Linked DNA regions of Homo sapiens: region 1 is linked to region 2. A link is a loop called in an ENCODE intact Hi-C map of the cell type or tissue named here. Cell type or tissue: endothelial cell of umbilical vein. All regions are shown on one strand.

Region 1 (8,000 bases), 83 kb after region 2:
GGGAACTTCCATTTGTAAAACCATCAGGTCTTTTGAGACTTATTTACTACCACAAGAACAGTATGGGGAAAACTGCCCCCATGACTCAATTATCTCTACCTGGCCCTGCCCTTGACACATGGGGATTATTACAATTCAAGCTCAGATTTGGGTGAGGACACAGCCAAACCATACAAACTGCAGAAAATTACCAAAGGTAGGGAGGACATTATATAATTTAAGAAAGAGGTCATTCCACCAACAAATACATAGCAATTCTAAGCTGTATGCACACACACACAAAAAAAAACAGAGCTGAAAAATATATGAAACCCACACTTACAGAAATGAAAAGATGAATGGACAAATACAAAATTATATTTGGAGACTTCAATATCTCTCTCTAAGCAGTTGTTAGAACTAGGCCAAAAAATCAACAAGGATATACAAAAATACAGCATCATTAACTAGCAGTGTATAATCAACATTTCCAGAACACCAAAACAAATAGCAGCAGAGTATATATTCTTTCTAAGTGACCATGAAATGTATACCAAGATAACTCATATCCTGGGCCATAAAACAAAAAATTTAAAATAATGAAAATTCATATACAAAGTATTCTTGAGAACAATGGAATCAAATGAAAAATCAATAACAGGAAGATTAAAAAAAAATCTCCAAACACTTGGAAACAACCACACTTCTAAATAGTCCATGGATTAAATAGGTAGCTAAAGGAATGCTGAAAGGTAAACTTATTAAAATTAAAATTAAAACTTCAGAATATTATCACACATACGTACCAATGAGCCACAAAAAAATTCATGAAAATAATTTATCATGTGTTAAGTATTTGATTTATGATAAAGTAAGGATTCTAAACAGTGTACAACAAAATGTTATTTACTAAATTTTAATTTAATTATAATTGGTTAGTTAAATTTTGAGGAAGATAGATTCACAAATTACACCAAAATAAAATTAATATTAGCAATTTAAAACAATTTATTATATAAAATTAATTTTAAAAACCTACTCAAAATAATCTGATTGAATATTTAGTTAATCTCTAACAATAAAAATCTTTCTGGGCCTAAAATGATAAAGAAAATTACAAACTAAAAGGTTATCCAATTATAATAAATAAAAATGTCAAACTTCTAAGGGACTACATTAGAAATGGGAAAATGTCTCAATAATTTAAGGCCCTACTTCAAGAACTTAGAAAAAGATGAGCAAAATAAACCCAAACAAACAGAAGCAAGGAAATATAAGAGCAAGAATCAAAAAAGTTGAAAATAGAAACACAATAGACTCAATAAAAGAAATCTCTATTAAAAGAACACGGAAAGAGCTGGTTCTTTGGAAAGATCAATAAAATTGACAAACTTTTAATAAGACTAACAAATAAAAAAGGAGAAGATACAATTACCACTATCAGAAGTAACACAGGAGATTACCACCACACACTCTTTAGACATCAAATTAATAATAAAGGAATACCATGAATAATTTGAATTCACACATACACTTGACAATGTAGATGAAATGGAATAGCATTCAAATATATGCAGTACCACAAGTCACCCAGAATTTAACTTGTAATAAAAAAAATCACCAAAAAGAAATCTCTAGTCCCAGATAATTTTACCAGAGAATGCTACAAAACTTTCAAAGAAGAGTTAATGCCTATTCTACCCAATCTCTTTTAGAAAATAAAAGAAGAGGGAATACTTTCCAGTTCATTTTATGAAACTAGTATTTCCCTACTACCAAAATCAGACAAACACAGTAAAACAAAGAACACTACAGACCAATATCCCTCCTGAATATAGACACAAAAATTCTTAACAAAATATTACCAAATAGAATTCAGCAGTATGTAAAATATTATACACCTTGACCAATTGATTTGTATCCCAGGAATGCAAAGCTGGTTTAAATTAAAAAATCACTGTACTCTGCCATATTAACAAACTAAAGAAGAAAACTCACATGATCATTTCAATTTATGTAAAAAAACTAAAAAAATTCAAAACATACTCATGAGAAAAATGCTCAGCAAGTTAAGAATAGAGGGAAACTTCCTTAATGTGATGAAGTCATGTATATAATACTTATAGCTAATATTATGCTTCTTGGTGAAAGACTGCTTTACTCTAAGGTTGAAGACAAAGCAAGGATTTGTATTCTTACCACTTTTACTTAATATAGTGCTGCAGGTTCTAGCTACAGTAATAAGGAAAGAAAAGGAAATAAAAGACATACAGGTCAGAAAGGAAGGAATAAATCCGTATATTTGCAAATGACATATTGTCTATATAGAACACACCAAGGAATCTACATAAAATCTTTTAGAACTAATAAGTGAGTTTAGTAGGTCAGAGGCTATAAGATTGAAATGCAAAAATCAATCATAATTTAATATTCTAGCAATGTTCATGTGAAAACCAAAATAAAAAATACAATACCTTTTACAAAGGCTCAAAGAATGTGATACTTAGGCTTAAATTTAAGAAAATATGTACAGAATGTATGTCTTCCACAAATTTAACAAAATTCCTATCCGAATCAAAAAAGAATTTTCTTAGATGTAGACAAAGTTACTATAAAATTTATATAGAAAAGCTAAGAAACAAGAATTGCTAAAACAATTTGGAAACATAGCTACAGTAATTGAAACTGTCATGTTGAGTGAGGGACAGACACACTGATGTAACAAAGTAGAGACTCAAAAATAGATCCACACAAATATTTCTAACTACATTTTGAAAAAGGCGAAAATGCAATTCAATGAAGGAAAGTCTTTTCAGCAAAAAAAGATTGCAGTAATTGAACATTGATTTGCAAAAAATAAACTTAAGTCTCACACCCAGTACACAAATTAACTCAACATGGATCACAGACTTAAGCACAAAATGTAAAACCAAATTTTTTGGAAAAATGTAGGAGAAAATATTTAGGATCTAAGATTAGACAGAGTTCTCAGACTTGATGCTAACATCACAAACCATAAAAGAAAATTTTGATAAATTGGATTTCATCAAAATTAAAACCTTGCTCTGTGAAAACCTTCTTAGGATGAAAAGATTTTGCACATGTTACAACTGATTATAAAGCAAAATAATTAAAACTTCAGAATATTATCACACATAGGTACCAATGAGTCACAAAAAATTTTAGGAAATAATTATGAAAATAATTTTATTATGTGTTATTTGATTTATGATAAAGTAAGCATTCTAAACAATGGGCAACAAAAAGTTATTTACTAACTTTTAATTTAATTATAATTGCGTAAATTTTGAGGAAGATTGATTCACAGATTACACCAAAACAAAATTAATATTAGCAATTTTTAACAATTTATTATATAAAATTATCATTAGTATTATTATTTTTTGAGACGGAGTCTCGCTCTGTCGCCCAGGCTGGAGTGCAGTGGCAAGATCTTGGCTCACTGCAAGCTCTGCCTCCCAGGTTCATGCCCTTCTCTTGCCTCAGCCTCCCGAGTAGCTGGGACTACAGGCGCCCACCACCACGCCTGGCTTATTTTTTGCATTTTTAGTAGAGACGAGGTTTCACTGTGTTAGCCAGGATGGTCTCGATCTCCTGACCTGGTGATCTGCCTGCCTCGGCCTCCCAAAGTGTATAAAACTAATTTTAAAAACCTACTCAAAATAATCTGATTGAATATTTAGTTAATCTCTAGCAATAAAAATCTTTCTGGGCCTAAAATGATAAAGAAAATTACAAACTAAAAGGTTATTCAATTATAATAAATAAAAATGTCAAACTTCTATCAGGGAAAAATATAATTTAAAAAGGCATGAGAAAAATGTGTTCATAAACTACCATGAACACAAATGTCAATAGTTACATTTTATAAAGAATTTATTAGAAAATAATTAAGATCTTAGTTGTTAACACACAGATTTTTAAAAAAATTGTTTACAAAGTTGATAATTTCCATAGGGAAAAAAACTTATATTAAAAAGATGCATCATTTTTCCATCAAGGTAAAAGCCGAATGTATTTTTTTTGTTGTTTTTGCTTTTGTTTTGTTTTCGTTTTTTTTGTTTTGTTTTGTTTTGTTTTGTTTTGTTTTGTTTTGTTTTGTTTCAGAAGGAGTCTAGCTCTGTGGCCCAGGCTGGAGGGCAGTGGTATTGGATTTTTTTTTTTTTTTAAACATAAGGATAACCAGTGGTTACACGATCATTTGTTGAAAAGTTTTTTCCTACCCCATTGAATTCTATTGGCATATATGTCAAAAAGTAACTGGACATACATGTGTACAGTGGCGCAATCTCGGCTCACTGCAACCTCTTTCTCCTGGGTTCAAGCAATTCTCCAGCCTCAGCCTCCTGAGTAGCTGGGATTACAGGTGCGGGCCAATAAAAATATTTTTAGTAGAGATGGGGTTTCTCCATGTTGGCCAGGCTGGTCTTGAACTCCCAACCTCAGGTGATCCACCCATCTTAACCTCCCAAAGTGCTGGGATTACAGGCACAAGCCACTGCACCTGGCCAAAACTAACTGTATTTGATTACAGTCAATATTAGGGAGTTGATGGTAAACCTGGTACACTGCTGGTGGTAAGGTAAGTAGAAAAAACCTGCATGGAAAGAAAATCTAATTATGCATTAAGAACCATTTAAAAGTTTGTACATTTTAATCCAGTAATTTCACTTACTTTTTTACTCTTGGCATGACATAGCTGCATTCAAAATATCACTGCAGTTTTCAATAAGAAGAAAACAACACTAAGAAAATGGTGAAAGAAATGTGTTACAGCCCACACCATTGAAATGATATGGCTGTTAAAAATAATAAGAGGAACATTATTTACAAGGGGAAATGGTAATTACAATAGGAGAAATAGAATAAAAATTTGGAAAACTTCTGTGAATAATGACCTGGAAGCGCATTGAACAAAGTCTATGTGGTAGCCCTTACCAAATGTTTTCTTAACATAGCTGTTTCCTGTCTGTTTGTGCTGCAGTTACACTTCTGTCTTCCTGTTAGTCAGCTTTTGGACAATCTCTCAGATTCCCAAGAGGCCAACTGCCACCATCATGAAAAACATCCTGACCACGGGAACTACAATTTTCCTAAGATCCATTTATCCCTGTGATTGGATGTAGACGCGATTTTCAATTAATTATTTGTACTTTTCTAGGAGTTTCCTAAGCCCTATATTTTCCAAAATGCAGTTATATGCCTAAGCAAGTTATTCACTGAATAAATTCTTGATCCTAAATATTTATCATTAGCAGATAATAAAAACAAACATGACTCCCTCTTTGTTATTTTCTATAAATATTCTATTTTGCCTGCGGATTTACATTAGATTTGAAAACTAAAACAGTTCACAAGTAATCAGAGCACTTCCTGAAGTGAAAGATGAAATTATCTTTGTATTTTACTTTATTTTATCCTTCAAATAATATTCCAACACTGTTAACAATAGTTTCCTTTTTCATAGAAGTTGAGCACATTAGGTATTTCCAAAATGAAGCATTAAAATTTACTTCATAAATAGGCCTCTATAAGAGACTTTCCAGAATAACTTTTAAAAAGGCATCAAATGTTGTACATAAGATATACTTGAGAGTTCAGCCAATATCAGTATTTTTACTTTGCAGATTTGCTGTTTCTTTAAATATTTATGTGTTTCTCACATGTATTGCCAGTTTTGACTAAAACAAATTTGTTTCTCTTTTAAGGGGAAATAACTGGTTAGGACCGATAGTGACTCAGAATTTGTGGTTTTCTTTAAAAAGAAAATAGATATTATTCTAATAGCAACCTTCTTTCAGTAGCTGGAAATCTTGAGTTGAAACTAGAAAGAATTTCAATCTTTTAAACATGGAAAAATGTGTAAATGCACAAACACAGGTCTTAACTATCAGTCAAGAAACCAGTAACTGGTTCACTTTGGAATAAAAAGAGAGACAGGGAAGGGATATGACTAAGACATGTTTTCACTGTCTACAGCTTGAACTTATGATTTGTTTTGTTGTGTGTGGGTATATATTATTTAAACGACTGCACATATATATAGATTATTTGAAAAATATACTGAAATAAATAAAACTATTGTTTGAGATTAGACTTTCTTCTTTATAACTGTTTCTTTTTCTTTTTTAAAAAAGTTTACATTTAAGGAAAATTCCATTTGGGAATGTTTTAAGAAAAAAATGTTCTTAACTCTCAATGATTTATTACCATGCCTGCCACTGGGTTTGGTATGTTTAGGAATCTGCAAGTAGTTATACAGCTGCCAAGTTGCTTTACTGGTTGTTACTGATCTGTAGAGCATGTACCACGAGTAAGTCATAAAACATCACCAGGACTTACATGCTTTTGTAAAAAAGGGAACCCATGATTCGTATTGATTTCTTGTGCATGGAGGGTATCGTAAATAATTTATCAAATACCGTTTGGAATTCTTATTGTTTTACCTGGAAAGAAGGCAAAAATGTAATCATTGTTATCATAGTAAGCCATAAAGTTAAAAAGTGCCAATCTAAAGAGTAAGTTATTATGACTGTAAAGTTTAAATTGGTTATGGGTCGAGAATAAAGATGATATTTATACTGTTGATTTAGAATATTGTAAGACCAAAGGAAATATAAGAGCAAGAGCTGTAGCTACTTCTAAAGATAAATATCATGAGTGAAACTAGTTTAATCAGAGGAATGCAGTAGCAAGTATTCAAAACCTTAAACCAAGCCATGCTGCTAATGTTTCACCAGCATAACATTATTCCAAGACCTCAGTGTCATGAGTTCCACTTTAGCTTCTTGCTAACATTTCTGTTTATAATTATTTAAGCGGACATGAAAACCCTGTGTGTGTGTCAAATGCAGAATTGTAGTCTAACCACCATTAGATGTCCACAGGCATCTGTAATGAGCCCACGGAAGCCTCGATGCCATCTCTCTGACCATTATGTTCCACAAAGTGCAATATTTTAAGTGTAAATTCTGTTATCTATTTGTGTAACCAAAATGCAAACATCTTCTAAAAATGCCACTGACCACTTAGAATTGGTGGTAACCAAAGTAAATTTTGTTTAAATATATTGACATGGACTCACCTCAGTTCTTGGCTTGGGAATTAGAACTTGAAAGAGATGCTTTATGAATGGGGCAGAAAATTCCATGAGTCATTAAACTCTTGAGCTTACATTTCACAATAACGTTAACGTATGGAGTAAAATATTCTATATTAGGACAACTACCTCAAAAATTACTCTATTTAGCACTGAAGACTTAGACAAAAAAGACACCATCACTTCCCTCAAGAAGTTGGTAGTGTATACGGCCAGAAGGGAAATTAGATAATGATATAACAAAAGGTATGGCAAAGAAAGTTACATAGAAATAGTATCCAACCACGACTAGAGACAATGGGGAAGGAGAGGAAGGCTTCCTAGAAGTGAAGATTGAGAAACACATGGAGCCAGTTAAAGAAGAAGAAAAGATGGAGGAAATGTATCTAGATAGAAAATGTAGCATAGAATGGTATGGATGAAACCTGGAACATGATTTGCTCAGGAAACTGCATGATGGGTAGGTGGCAATGGAAGAAGAATGAGATATCATTGATTACTTGCAAAAGTAGGCTAGGATAGGCCACAAATGGCAAGGCATGTTTGAAAGTCTACTGCCAAGCTGGTACAGTTCTGATAAGGCCATCAGAAATGGCATAGAGAAGCACTTGTGTATTCAAGGGAATAGGTATACTCTTGAATGCCAAAGAACACCTATTCTAACCTAATGATATACAAAGCAACAGGCCTGCAGTAAAAAGAAGCAAGCCTTCTTTTCTGCTTCATAGCCTTCTCACTCATGTGGGCTATTGCTAAACACCAAACCAATACCCTTTTCATGAGTATGTCCTTCGAGCTGCTCATTTGCTCACTTTGTATGTGGGGAGTTAGGAAAACGATCTAGCTCCTGTTGTTGCTCTTGTTCAGTTTTATTTTGGTCTAGAAATAGTATTCCTTGAAA
Region 2 (8,000 bases):
AAAGTCTCTTGAAAAGCAAACTTTCAAACTCTTTATCTTTTGACTAAAAAGATAATCTCTGGGTAGCTCCAATTAAGTTTGTGTAATATAATCTTTATGCTAAAAAATAATGGTTTTATGACAGTTCTTTTTTTAGTAATTCATAATTTGTAAAATTCCTGTGGGCTTAGCTATTTTAAGAATGACTGCTAAAACTATATATCTAAATTTCAGTTTAAAAGATTTCTTATTTTTATTTCCCAAGAGTAATAATACCAAATGCACACATATATCACCACCACACACATACACATTTACATATATATGTGTATGTATATGTGTGTGGATATATGTATATGTATACACACAGGCAGTTCTCACTTTGCATAGTAGTGTGGGACTGTGAAAATAATCATACAAACTGAAGCTGCAAAAGGATCTTTGTAATCAATGGGAAAAAATACAATTATTCTGTGATCTATAAGAAATTTTTGTCAAAACATTAAAAACCCTCTTAGTGTCAGTTTTAAATATATAAAACATGAAAAACCCTGTAAAACTGGTATTTACCTGATACGTTGTGATTTAAACCATTAGAAACATCAAGATAAAATGTTTCATTTCTTTCTGAAAAACTTATCAAAGGTTGTTTGAACATTGCTTGCTTTATTTTTGTAAAACAGGATAGAGAGCTACTATCTTTCCTAGAGAATTATGCTTCTAACTTTGGATATATGCTTGACATTTTTTGTAAGTGCTTTCAATATTGTGAAATCTCAGAATTCCTTTAATGTGAAGAATTTTGTTGGCCTCACTTCCTCTAGTACGTCATTCCTTTTTTCTTTTTTCTTTTTTTTAGATGAGTCTCACCATAGCTCAGGCTGGAGTGCAGTGGCGCGATCTCGGCTCCTGCCTCCTGGGTTCAAGCACGGCCTCCTGGGTTCAAGCGATTCTCCTGCCTTAGCCTCCCGAGTAGCAGGGACTACAGGCACCCACCACCACGCCCAGCTAATTTTTTATATTTTTAGTAGAGACAAGGTTTCACCGTGTTAGCCAGGATGGTCTCCATCTCCTGACCTCGTGATCTGCCCGCCTCGGCCTCCCAAAGTGCTGGGATTAAAGGCATGAGCCACCGCACCCGGCCAGATGTCATTCTGTTTGTCACAACCAAGCTCTTCATATATATCAGTGAATTCACCTTCACTAAGTTCTCCTGGCTGCAGATCTAGAGTCTATCCAACAGTAGCCATGTAAACATTTCCACATTCAGCTATTTTTTTTATAACTCTATTTATAGATTTCACTTCCAGCCTCATCACTTTTCATTTATTTGCTGCACTTTGATCTTTGTTAGTCAATTCTTTCTTCTGATTATCCATTTTTGTAAAATGTCACATGAGTTTGTCACTGGGAGGCTATCTGTGGGTGAGCTGAGTGATATATGTGCAGTGACCAATCACTGGCAGACGTTGAAAGGAGTGACATGATTGGTCCCTGATCATGATGTGCTTCTGCTATTTACATAGCGATTTGTGGACTGGGAGCAAGCAGTGAGGTTTGTACCTTACGAAATTATACACAGGTAATACACGGTGGTAACTGAAATTTAAACAGTGTTGTTGGTAGATTGAAGTTACTTAACTAAATCCTAGTACCTGAAATTTGTGCCATGTCACAAATGTGAAAAGAAGGGAAATTCTTGATTTTTCCATCGTTATACCTCAAGTTATCCCCGACGTCAAATATTTAAATATAATAAAAATTTGAAGCAAATGAACTGTGGCTGGAAAGCATGTGAATTAACCTGGATTAGGACAAAAATAAAGCACTCAGTGTTCAACAAATGTGGTGGCTAGAAAGGCCAATTAGAAATATATCCTCACCTTGTGTTGCTTGGAGACTACTCAGGCAATTAAAATCCATGCATACATAACTGAGGCACAGCATAAAAAGCTGGCAGAGTGGCATGGTAAAAATACCAAGACTATACAAAATTCATCCTCAGGCCATTTATTTGGTTGCCATTTTTTATTAGAGACCAAAAATATCTTCATTGGAATTGTTCTACATAAGAATTAGTATGAGTGTGATGTGTAAAATAGATTGCAGGTGTTGTGGGAAGATTTGTTAGGAGGCTACATTATTTGCTATTTTAGTATGGCATAGAATTACTCTGGAGAAAGAGTTATTGAGGCAATGACAGTAGTAATGGAGAGAGTGAAAATTACAGAGGTGCAGGAGCTAAGACTTGTCACCTGGAGATGAACAGAGAGAAGAGAATCATTTGGAGACAGCGATTGTTTCAAGCTGTAGTGATTTGCAGAAACCTGAAGATCTGCTGATCTTCACAAGATACCAGTGATGTTTAATGCAGCTCATTTGAACAAAATTAAAACTATTGCTAGGTTTTCTCACTTAGTTCTGCATGCCATCTCTCATTGTTATTCATCTGTATCACTAGTTCCCTTTATAGACTATCATTTAATAAAAAGAACTGGTGACAAACTCTACCTACTCTTCTAAACTTTTTTTCATCTAGTATCTATAACACTTTTTGAGCAACATAAGCTTTTTCCTGTCTCAAAAAGGTAAAGATAATTTTATTTATTGAAAAATATATAGTTCAAGAATAGTAAAAAAAAAATAGACAGGTTTTAATTGTTTTATAGTTGTTTTGTCCATAAGTATTTTAAGTATTTATATGTGTACTTAAATTCCTTTGTTATTTTCATCTTTGTGTGAAGATTCTTTGTAATAGTGGCAACAAATGAAGACTTTTCAATTTTCCCTCATTACAGCTTTCAAAAATCAGGCATGTTGTGCACATTTTTAGTGTTTCTTAGTCTGTTTGTCATCAGTGATCATATGTTTCTAATATTCTGAACCTCACAAATACCATAGTACTTCTTGCATTTGTCTCATAACATGTGCTTCAAACTTTTGTCTGCGAGGGAAAGCTTTTATAAATGCCTAGCAGGTCTGGCATAACTGTTCCAAATCCAGAGAATTTATAACGATATAAGCTGAACCATGGAATAAAAGGATTTAAGAAGGAGAATGAATTCTTGGTAATATTAGAACAATATTGTCAATAGGGGATTATTAATGCTTTTGTTACCACAATCCAGTTTGCCTGACAGCCATAGTATATTCTTTCATGAATCAAGCATTAAAACATTATTCACGGTTACCTTTCTTAGCCAGAATTACTGGTGGTATAACAAACTATAGTAGATTCGGATACATTCATCTGTGGCCTGTAGATGTTTGCAATGTAATATGCCAGAGCAGACAAGGCTTTTCTGCCAATACAAGTAATGAAATAATATTAAAACATGATGTGGGCCATATAGTTCAGCTTATTGCAGGAGTAGAGACATAGGGTTCATTTCTGACTCTGCCTTTCACTCAACTATGTGATCTAGAAAAAATAAGAGAACCACACTAATACTCAGATTTCTAATTTGTAATTGAGATAATTCATTTCAAGTCAGAGTTTTTTTGTCATGAAAATCAAGGAAGGAATATGTCTTATTGCATAAATGTATGAAGCATCATGCAATATAAGACTGTATTATTATCTATAAAACACTACTTTTATATTGGAAAATATATAATGTATAACAGTCTTCATATCTATCAAACTATTGCATATACTGTCATGCACTGCATAACGTTTCAGTCAAAACAGACCACATAAAGGATGGTGGTTACATAGGATTATAAAACTGTATTTCTACTATATCTTTTCCATAATTAGCTGTTTTTAGTTATACAAATATTTATCATTATTTTACAGTTGCCTACATTATTTAGTACAATAGTATACCGTACCAGTTTATGGCCTAGGAGCAATAGGCTACCCTATACAGCTTAAGTGTGTAGTAGGCTATACCATCTAAGTTTGTGTGAGTATACTCCATGGTATTTGCACAGTGATAAAATCACCTAACAACATGTTTCTCAGAATATAACTCCATCATGAAACGATGCATGATTGTACTTTTTGCTAGCCAAGGTAAAATTAGTAGCAGCATCAACAGAGAGAGGAAATAGGGCATCAAAAGAATTTAGGGACTTTCTGTTTCTGGCCTGGCATATAAGGAGCTTGGAGGCTTCTGTCCTAACAAGAAGTAAAAGCCGAACAAACTAAAATTCAACAACTCATCTTAGATCCCTAAGAGAAGCAAGGTCACAGGGCAAACCACTGCCCACAAAATTGGAGTCAGACAGGCAAATACAGAGAACTACAATTTATCTGATTACAAATGTCCACAGGAACCAGAGCCAGGGTGGAAAAATCTGAACCACAATTAACAAATTGCCGGAGTCTCTGTGTGGACAAGTCTGAGACATAAAAACTTCAGAGACCAGTTACGGAAGGTGGGGCATGCACTTTTGTGAGTCTTACTTCCTGGAACTCAACCAGTTTCTCACAGTGAATAGCAAAGACAAATTCCCTCCTGCTCCTGGCAGGGAGAGGGGAAAATGAATAATCTTGAAATTTGTCAGAGCATTCTGTTCTTCTTAATGAGGTCTGCCCTCAAAAGAAATGATTTAACCAGATCCTAACCTGCTTTGGTTTTATCAGAGCCTAAATAACATGGAGGAAAGGAAGTACTCAACGCTAGCCAGTTTTAATCTTCCACTTGGAGGAAGGGAAATACTCAATTCCAGCCCCCTCTAGCCTTCCACAGGAGAGAAGGGAAATACCCAATTCCAGTTACTCTGGCCATTCTGTCCTACATGAGGTGGGAGGGTGGACTGAGAAGCACTTGTGAAGTTCACAGTCCAGAAGTTCAGGCTCACTATGACTGAGACCTAGTTGTAGGACTTTAGTAATTCAGTGGCAAGGTATGGGAAACAAGGACGGTGTTTCCCCTTGTTTCCCTTGCCACTGTGTTACTAAAGGCTTATTTATATCAGTTCCTTTCTCCCACTATATCGTGTCCACCTATAAAGAAAAGATTACCAGGCATACAAAAAGGCAAAAAAACCACAGTTTGAAGAGGCAGAGCAAGCATCAAAAGCAGACTCAGATATGGCAGGGATGTTGAAATAATCAGACTAGAAATTTAAAACAATTATGATTAATATGTTAAGGCCTTTAATAGATAAAGTGGATGACATGCAAGAACAGATGGGTAATGTAAGCAAAGAAATGGACATTTTAAGGAAGATAAAAATAAATTCTAGAATCAAAAACACTGTAACAGAAATGAAGAAAGCTTTGATGGGCTTATTAGACTAATACAACTGAGGAATCTCTAAGCTTTAAGATATCTCAATAGAAAACTCCAAAACTAAAAAGCAAAGAATAAAAAGAGTGAAAAAAATAGAACAGAATGTCTAGGAACTGCAGAACAACTATGAAAGGTATGGCATATGTTAGTGGGAATACTAGAAGGAGAAAGAAGAGAGAAAGGAACAGAAAATATATTTCATCACTGAAAATTTTCCCAAAATAAGTGTTCCAAACTATAGTTCCAAGAAGCTCAAAAAACACTAACAGTAGGATAAATGCCAAAAATTCTCAAAACAAAGCAAAATAAAAACCCCAACATCTGAGAACATCGTATTCAAACTGTAGAAAATCAAAACCAAAAATCCTGATAGAAACCAGAGGGAAAAAAAAATCTTACCTATAGAGGAGCAAAGAAAAGAATTACATTTGGCTTCCCAAACATCATGCAGCACAAAGAGAGTAGAGTGAAATATTTAAAGTGTTGAGAGAAGAAAACGTCAGCTCAGAATTCTGTAACTGATGAAATTCTCTTTAAAAACTAAAGGAAAAAATTAAGACTTCTTTCTCAGACAAACAAAAATTGAGAAAATGTGTTGCCAGTAGAGCTTCCTTATAAGAAATGTTTAAAAAAGTTTTTTAAAGAGAAGAAAAATTATACCAGTCAGAAACTCATATCTACATAAAGAAGGAACATTATAGACAGAATTGGTATAGATAAAATAAAAATTTAATTTTTTTCTTATTCACAATTCATTTAATAAGTATGTTTATTCAAAATAATATAGCAGCAATTAACTCAATTATGTATGCTTATGCATATGTATATGCTTAGTATAAGTGAAATGAATGACCACAATAATATAAGGAATGAGAGGGAAGAAATAGCATTATTTTGTTATTATAAGTTTCTCCTACTACCCATGAAGCAGTATAGTGTTATTCAAAAGTGGACTTCAATTAGTTCTAGATCTGTATTGCAAAATATAGGGCAACCTTGGTTTTTTTAACTTAAAAATTTTTTAAACATATAATTTATATACTAAGAATTGAGAGAAAATTGAATTATATGAAATGCTTGTTTAAAACCATGAAGGGCAGAAAAAAGGTGGAAGGTGAAAACATGAACAAAGAACAAGGTTAACAAGTAGAAAACAGTAACAAGTATGATAGATATTAATCCAGCTGTATCAGTAATCATTTTCAATGACAATGATCTGGACATACCAATTAAAAGACAGAGATTTTCAGACAGGATCAAATAATAAGGCCCAATGTTAAAGTGGGTTGTCTATAAGATATCAACTTTAAATATTAAAACACGCATAGAAATGGATGCAGAAAGGTATATTATGTTAACACTAATCAAAAGAAAGGGAATATAGCTACATTAATTTTAGATAGAGCAGACTTCAGAGTAAAGAAAGTTATAAATGAAAAAGAGGGGCATTAAATCATGCTAAAGAAGCCAATTATCCAAGAAGACGTAATAATCTTTAATGTGTATGTGACTAAAAATAGAATATCAAAAAAGTCTGAGGGAAAAACTGAACTAGCCACTATTACAGAGACTTTAATGCCAATCTATCAGAAATGGACAGATCCAACAGGCAGAATATCATCAAGGACGTTAAACTCAACAACACAATCAGCTGAATATAATTGAATTTATAGACTATCTGAGAACAGCAGAATACACATTCTTCTCAAGTTCACATGGAACATTCACTAAGATAGACCACATACTGGGCCATGAAACACACCCTAACAAGTTTTAAAAAAATTGTACAATTCTCTCAGACCACAATATAATTAAACTAGAAATCGGTGACAGAAAAATAGCTAGAAAATCTGAAAATACTAGGAGACTAAACAACACACTTTTAAATAATACATGAGTCAAACAGAAAATCTCAAGAGAAATTTAAAAATATTTTGAAACAAAAATGATAAAAACTCATTAAAAATGTTGGGATGCGGTGAAAGCACTGCTTGGAGGAAAATTTACAGCATTGAATGCATATATTAGAAAAATTAAAATGATCTAAAATCAACCATCTAAGCTTCCACTTTAGGAAACTAGAAAAAGAAGAGCAAATTAAATCTAAAGTAAGCAGGAAAAAAATTAGAACAGAAATCAATAAAATTAAAAATATGAAATAGACAAAAATCAATGAAACCAAAACCTAGTTCTTTGAAGAGATCAACAAAATTGATAAGGCACTAATTAGGCAAAGAAACAGAACACAAAATACATATATCAGATATGAAAGAGAGGCTATCGTTAAGGATCCCATGCATATTAAAAGAGTAATAAATGAAAATTATGAACAACTCTATGCCCACAAATGTAAAAGCCTACATGAAATGAAATAATTCCTTGAGAGACATATTTTTTAAAAACTCAAATGAGAAGAAAGAGACAATGTGTATGTAAACATATCTATTAAATAAACTTAGTCAAAATAATTAATAACCTTCCAAAATAGAAAATACCAGGCCCAGAAGGGGTTCACTGGTGAATTCTACCAAATATATAAGGAAAAAAATTGTACCATTTTATAAAATCTCTTTCAGAAGACAGAAGCAGAGGCAATACTTGTAACTCATTCTATAAGGCCAATATTACCTTAATACCAAAAATTTACAAGAGACTTTTCAAGAAAACTACAATATATCTTATGAACATAGAGGCAAAAATTCTCCACAAGATATTAGCAAATCAAATCACAATAATATATAATAAGAATTATACACCATGACCAAGTGGGATTTATTC

What was found. A loop is a pair of places that touch in the nucleus more often than their neighbours do. Peaks named below come from ENCODE experiments on the same cell type or tissue, not always from the same donor. Only the 100,000 strongest peaks of a DNase experiment are listed, where the experiment ranks them.
Region 1: it touches region 2 in a loop (5-fold over the local background); 3 of 110 quality-filtered maps call a loop at or near these places.

The regions. Positions count from the first base shown.
Region 1 is chr6:113,097,984-113,105,983 of GRCh38, forward strand. LOC105377952 (a long non-coding RNA gene) reads right to left here. Exons shown (of 4, transcript XR_942889.1): 2 at 6,343-6,446. Among named protein-coding and RNA genes, the nearest start is that of LINC02518, 330 kb to the right of the region's middle. In endothelial cell of umbilical vein, no CTCF peak of the experiment used is centred here; DNase peaks (open chromatin) are centred at 4,998, 5,948 and 6,088; H3K27ac peaks cover 2,958 bases.
Region 2 is chr6:113,014,641-113,022,640 of GRCh38, forward strand. No RefSeq gene overlaps it. Among named protein-coding and RNA genes, the nearest start is that of LINC02518, 410 kb to the right of the region's middle. In endothelial cell of umbilical vein, no CTCF peak of the experiment used is centred here; a DNase peak (open chromatin) is centred at 4,381; H3K27ac peaks cover 1,763 bases.